2 separate regions of the Homo sapiens genome follow, and region 1 is linked to region 2. A link is a contact called in ENCODE Hi-C data. All regions are on one chromosome and are shown on one strand. Each heading gives the region's core, a stretch centred on a gene start or an enhancer-like site at or near the end of the contact. The rest is flanking DNA. Distances are from core to core; before and after follow the strand shown.

Evidence for each region. Hi-C counts contacts between places; a loop is a spot of excess contacts on that map. Pooled maps may share reads with other maps.
Region 1: a loop to region 2 is called in a map of OCI-LY7, with 5 times the contacts of the local background. The contact joins the promoter of MX1 here to the promoter of UMODL1 in region 2. A Hi-C loop is called at or near these places in 1 of 168 maps with a recorded cell type or tissue (OCI-LY7), 8 of 37 single-sample maps with no recorded cell type and 8 of 50 pooled maps.

Annotation. Positions count from the first base shown.
Region 1 is chr21:41,424,797-41,427,496 of GRCh38, forward strand. It overlaps MX1 (MX dynamin like GTPase 1), which reads left to right and starts at 1,443. Exons shown (of 17, transcript NM_002462.5): 1 at 1,443-1,467; 2 at 2,410-2,508. RefSeq lists an enhancer at 1,110-1,549.
Region 2 is chr21:42,069,952-42,072,651 of GRCh38, forward strand. It overlaps UMODL1 (uromodulin like 1), which reads left to right and starts at 1,366. Exons shown (of 23, transcript NM_001004416.3): 1 at 1,366-1,441. The coding sequence starts at 1,366. RefSeq lists an enhancer at 2,553-2,700.

The sequences.
Region 1 (2,700 bases), core at 193-2,692, 650 kb before region 2:
CCAACAGCAGGCTCATGCCCAAAATGGCTGCCAACCCCAACAAAGAAAGCAGCTAGCTTATATGTCGTTTGAGATGGGAAAAACAAGGTAGGATACAGGTTTCAGACAAAGACAGTAAATTACTTAACCCGTGACAATTCTGAGGAAACTGGCAATTCAGTTATATTGACTAGTCATCCTCCAAGCTGGACTAGGGTTGGAGGCTGGGGTCCCGAGGCAGGTGATAAGCTTTTGAGATAAGCTTGCATCTGCAACTTGTTACAATGCTGGGAGGGGCTGCTTAAAATTTTAGCCTATGTGTTACTTCTAAATAGCTTATACTAAATGTTAACTGTTTTCATGTGCGTCCATGTGAAGAGACCACCAAACAGGCTTTGTGTGAGCAACATGGCTGTGTATTTCACCTGGGTGCAGGCGGGCTGAGTCCGAAAAGAGAGTCAGCGAAGGGAGATAGGGGTGGGGCCGTTTTATAGGATTTGGGAAGGTAATGGAAAATTACAGTCAAAGGGGGTTGTTCTCTGGTGGGCAGGGGTGAATCTCACAAAGTACATTCTCAAGGGTGGGGAGAATTACAAATAACCTTCTTAAGGGTGGGGAAGATTACAAAGTACATTGATCAGTTAGGGTGGGGCAGGAACAAATCACAATGGTGGAATGTCATCAGTTAAGGCTGTTTTTACTTCTTTTGTGGATCTTCAGTTACTTTAGGCCATCTGGATGTATACCTGCAAGTCACAGGGGATGCGATGGCCTGGCCTGGGATGCGATGGCCTGGCCTGACAACTATTACCTATGTTATGTTTATTATTTTAAGCTTTATTATTACTATTTTATTTATTTTATTTTATTTTCCTTCCACACACCCGTTTCCACCCTGGAGAGGCCAGATGAGCCAGACTCCAGGGAGGCCTAGAAGTGGGCAAGGGGAAACGGGAAAGGAGGAAGATGGTATGGGTGTGCCTGGTTAGGGGTGGGAGTGCTGGACGGAGTTCGGGACAAGAGGGGCTCTGCAGCCATTGGCACACAATGCCTGGGAGTCCCTGCTGGTGCTGGGATCATCCCAGTGAGCCCTGGGAGGGAACTGAAGACCCCCAATTACCAATGCATCTGTTTTCAAAACCGACGGGGGGAAGGACATGCCTAGGTTCAAGGATACGTGCAGGCTTGGATGACTCCGGGCCATTAGGGAGCCTCCGGAGCACCTTGATCCTCAGACGGGCCTGATGAAACGAGCATCTGATTCAGCAGGCCTGGGTTCGGGCCCGAGAACCTGCGTCTCCCGCGAGTTCCCGCGAGGCAAGTGCTGCAGGTGCGGGGCCAGGAGCTAGGTTTCGTTTCTGCGCCCGGAGCCGCCCTCAGCACAGGGTCTGTGAGTTTCATTTCTTCGCGGCGCGGGGCGGGGCTGGGCGCGGGGTGAAAGAGGCGAAGCGAGAGCGGAGGCCGCACTCCAGCACTGCGCAGGGACCGGTGAGTGTCGCTTCTGGGGGCAGCGCCCAGTAACCGCGCTAGGAGCGCGGAGAAGGGCATTGGGAGAGCGGCGTTCGTGGCGGAGACTAGCGCTCCGGAGCACGGGCACGACGGGGGCACCTTCTCGGCTGCTAGTAACTAACAATAATAATAATCATAATCATAGCAAGGGCGCTGATGGGCGGGCTCGGAGCACGCCTGATTCTGGTTCCCACCAGGCTGCCCAGGCTCCTGATGACGCATCAGAAACATCCCCCTAACCCGCGGCCTTCCTGCAGGAGAGGTTGGGAAGGGGTGGGGGACGGGGCTCGGGGGAGGTCTCCGAGGGACTCTAGTAAGCGGGGAAGGGCGCCGGGAAAGTTTCAGATCCACGGCTGCGCGGGCCACGAGCCCACCCGAACGCCGACCACTGCTTTCCGTCGACTTCTATTTCCTGGGAACGCGCGAAAGCAAACCCAAGTCAGACTGCGGAGGTCGCTGGGGAGGGAAGGTTCAAGGAGTTCTCGCCGATCCTGCTGAATAAAGGGGGTTCCGAGCTGGGCCGAGATGGGGCATGCGCGGGAAGACCCCTGCCCGCTGTTCCCCCCCACCGCCCCAGTGGATGCCATGCCTGGGGCCTCCCCGGCGCGTGGGGCTGACGCACCCTCGGGGTCCATCGTAGTTGGCCGGGATCGTGGAGTGGGTGCGGTGGACGAAGGGAGGCAGGACAGTCCCGGGGGTGGCAGAAGGAGCCCGGGCACAGCTGAGACCTGCGCTCCCATCCCACCAACACTCACAGCAGGTGCTGCCGAGCTGGGCAATTGGGATGGCCCAAGTTATTTGGTTAAATTTTAAATCACGTTTGTTACTGGGAAGTAGAGTCCAGTGATGCTAACCGCGCCTCTACCTCCACCACCGGTGTCAGTCCCAAAGGGCTCCTAAAATGGCTGTGTCATCTTTCAGCCTTGGACCGCAGTTGCCGGCCAGGAATCCCAGTGTCACGGTGGACACGCCTCCCTCGCGCCCTTGCCGCCCACCTGCTCACCCAGCTCAGGGGCTTTGGTAGGTAGCAGTGCATTTGGTCTAAAGGGCAAGATGTTCTCTCTTTTATTCATAACAAATTTAAATACCAGCAGGGTTTGGGGGGAAAAACGCTTTCAGAAGAAAAGGTGAATGTCAGTCCTGCAAGAGTTAGTTTTAAAACTAGACTGAATTGGCACATGTATACCTATGTAACAAACCTGCACGTTCTGC
Region 2 (2,700 bases), core at 116-2,615:
TGGTTTTCTATAAAAGCTGCTGTGTTCCAAGGACACCCGTTGTACGCAGCCCCTTTGCTGTGAGATCATTTCCAGCCTCCTTTTTGTATTCTTGTCATGGCATCTGACATTTAGTCATTAGCCAAGCAAATGCAGCAGTTCATCATCTCAGAGATTAATCTACAGAGAATAAAAGAGGTAGCAACGTTGGTGCGGGAGTTAGGCGAGAAGGTCCCTTCTGGAGGAATCGTTTTGTATCTAGAACACCAGGGAATTATGCTCCCGAACCATGCAGCCAACGTGAATCTTTGTTAATTCATCTGAATGTTTCCTCAGTAAAATCAACAAGATCTTCTTCATCCAATGTTAAAAATTGGGCTTCAGCAGTCAACACTAAGAAGTGAGAGGCAATCAACGGTGCAGTATGAAAACATCATGAGCTAGAAAGAACTTAACATGAGATTTAGAAATCTACTTCACATATACCATGATGACTACTGAAATAAAACATTAATCACCTGTATTCTTATCACTCCTCAAAATGTTTTCTTCCTGTCCCAGGGCCCTTTCTGGAGTTTTCTCCATGCTTATATAACTGTACAGAGTTGTCACTTTCATGGAGATGAAATTGCATGCGTTGCTGTTTTGACTTCACATTGTTAAGTATTTGTTTGTGCTACTAAAACTTCATGGTGAGCATTTCAACGCCCGTGTAATGCTGCATCCAGATGCTCTGTAATAATTACTCTCCCACTCTCCTGTGGCTGTCCAATTATGTAATTTCCCACTTTAAGTCATAATAGGTAATGCACATCCCTGTGACCACAGCTTCGTGCTCTCAGCCCAAGCTCCGGGAGGAGAGGACTGGGTCAAAGCACCTGGACATTTTTGTGACTTTTGAAGTGCATTGTGGAACCGTGTGAAGGACGCTTTTCTGAACGTGATGTTCCACTTTGATTTGATGCTGTTTTCTTCTGCCAGTTCAGAACGATAGGGTAAGAGAATACTCCGTGTTGATGGAGAGACTCAGATATGAGTCTCAAATGTGTTTTCTGCGTAACAACGAGATGGGATCCAGCGATGCGGTCTGGGCTTTTGGGTACTCACCTTTCCTAAAAGATGCCATCTGCTTGGAGCAGAATAGGCTGTGACACGCAGGAGCCCCCAGGGAAACGGCCATGGCAATGGTGGGTGTTAACGAGCAGGCATAAGGGACTGCTCCCAGCGGTGCTTCCTCTGAAGTCATTGCCACCTGCAGCAGCACAGGGGACAGAAAGGCCGTTTCTCCAGGTCCAGGCAGCTCAGGCCCCTATGAGCCCTGGCGTAGCAGAGACCCAGGCTTCTTGGTAGAGGCCCAGAGCCCTGTACTGCCACCACTGCCGGACGATGCTCAGGACCTCGGGGCTGGCACTGCTGGCTCTGGTCAGTGCTGTGGGCCCAAGCCAGGCCAGCGGCTTCACAGGTGAGGGGTCTGGGCTTGGCATGGGCAGTTCTTAAGGACAGGGGCTTCCTGGCATGGGTCTCATGAGGACAGCCCCCTGTGGAGACCTGGGCAGGCAAGGACGCCTCTGCTTGGAGAGGCGACATCTGTTCTTTTGTGGACAAGCTTTTTGGTAAGCGCACATGGTAGCAGCTGTGGAGGTGGGGCAGGAGTGCCGGGTAGGGTTTTGGGAAGAGGACTCCCCCAGTGGGAACCTGTTGCTGAATCACCTGGGCGTTCGTGGGGGTAAAATGCAGATTCTTAGCCAGCAGGTCTGGGGTGCAGGGCCTGGAACTCTACATGTCTGTGGGTGATGCAGATGCTGTGGGTCCTCAGATCCCACTGAGAACAGTGAGCTCCTACAGACGCAGAAGAAAGGTCTCCTGAACCTTGGTGCATTCAAGTCCTCACTTACAGATTTAAAAAAAAAAGGAGACCTAGCCTGGGCAACATCATGAGACCCCATGTGTACCAAAAAAAAAAAAAAATTAGCCAGCCATGGTGGTGCACACTTGTGGTCCCAGCTACACAGGAGGCTGGGATGGGAGGATCACTTGAGCTTGGGAGGTCCAGGCTGCAGTGAGCTAAGATTGCTCCACTGCACTGCAGCCTGGGCGGCAGAGCAAAAGCCCCCAAACAAACAAACAAACAAACAAAAAAAGCCACAATACAAAAACAAAAAAGAAAGGGAGACCCAGAATGGATCAGGGACTTGCCCAGGCCACACAGCTCACAGGGCAGAGTCACCACAGGAGCCAGAGGCTGCACCAGGGCTCTGTCCGGAGTTTTCCCAGGCATGCGGAGAGCAGGGCAGCTTCTTAAAAACACACGGGAGTTCTGAAACCCCAGAATCCAGGGAAATGGGACTGCGGAATTTTAAAATCATTTTCCTCTTAAAATCTGTCATATTCAGTTACAAATTTAAAGGAATCCATTCTGTTTCTAAAATCAACTATGTTTTTGTACTACTTTAACGTTTTTCACCCAGAAGCAGGATTTTGCTTTGTGATTTGTGAAATGGATTTTCCCATTGGAACAGGTAATGTGTAGACCCCACAGTTCAGATGCATAATGGGTGGGTATCCTGGGAAGCTGGAGAAGGTCTTAGGAGGTGTTTCCAGAACCCCTCATTGTATATGAGGACACGGGGCAGAACCTCAGCAACCCCACACGTGGTCGCCCCGAATTTTCCCTGTGTGCCAGCACTGCCTTCACAGGCATGACCCCACTTCAGCCTTTTG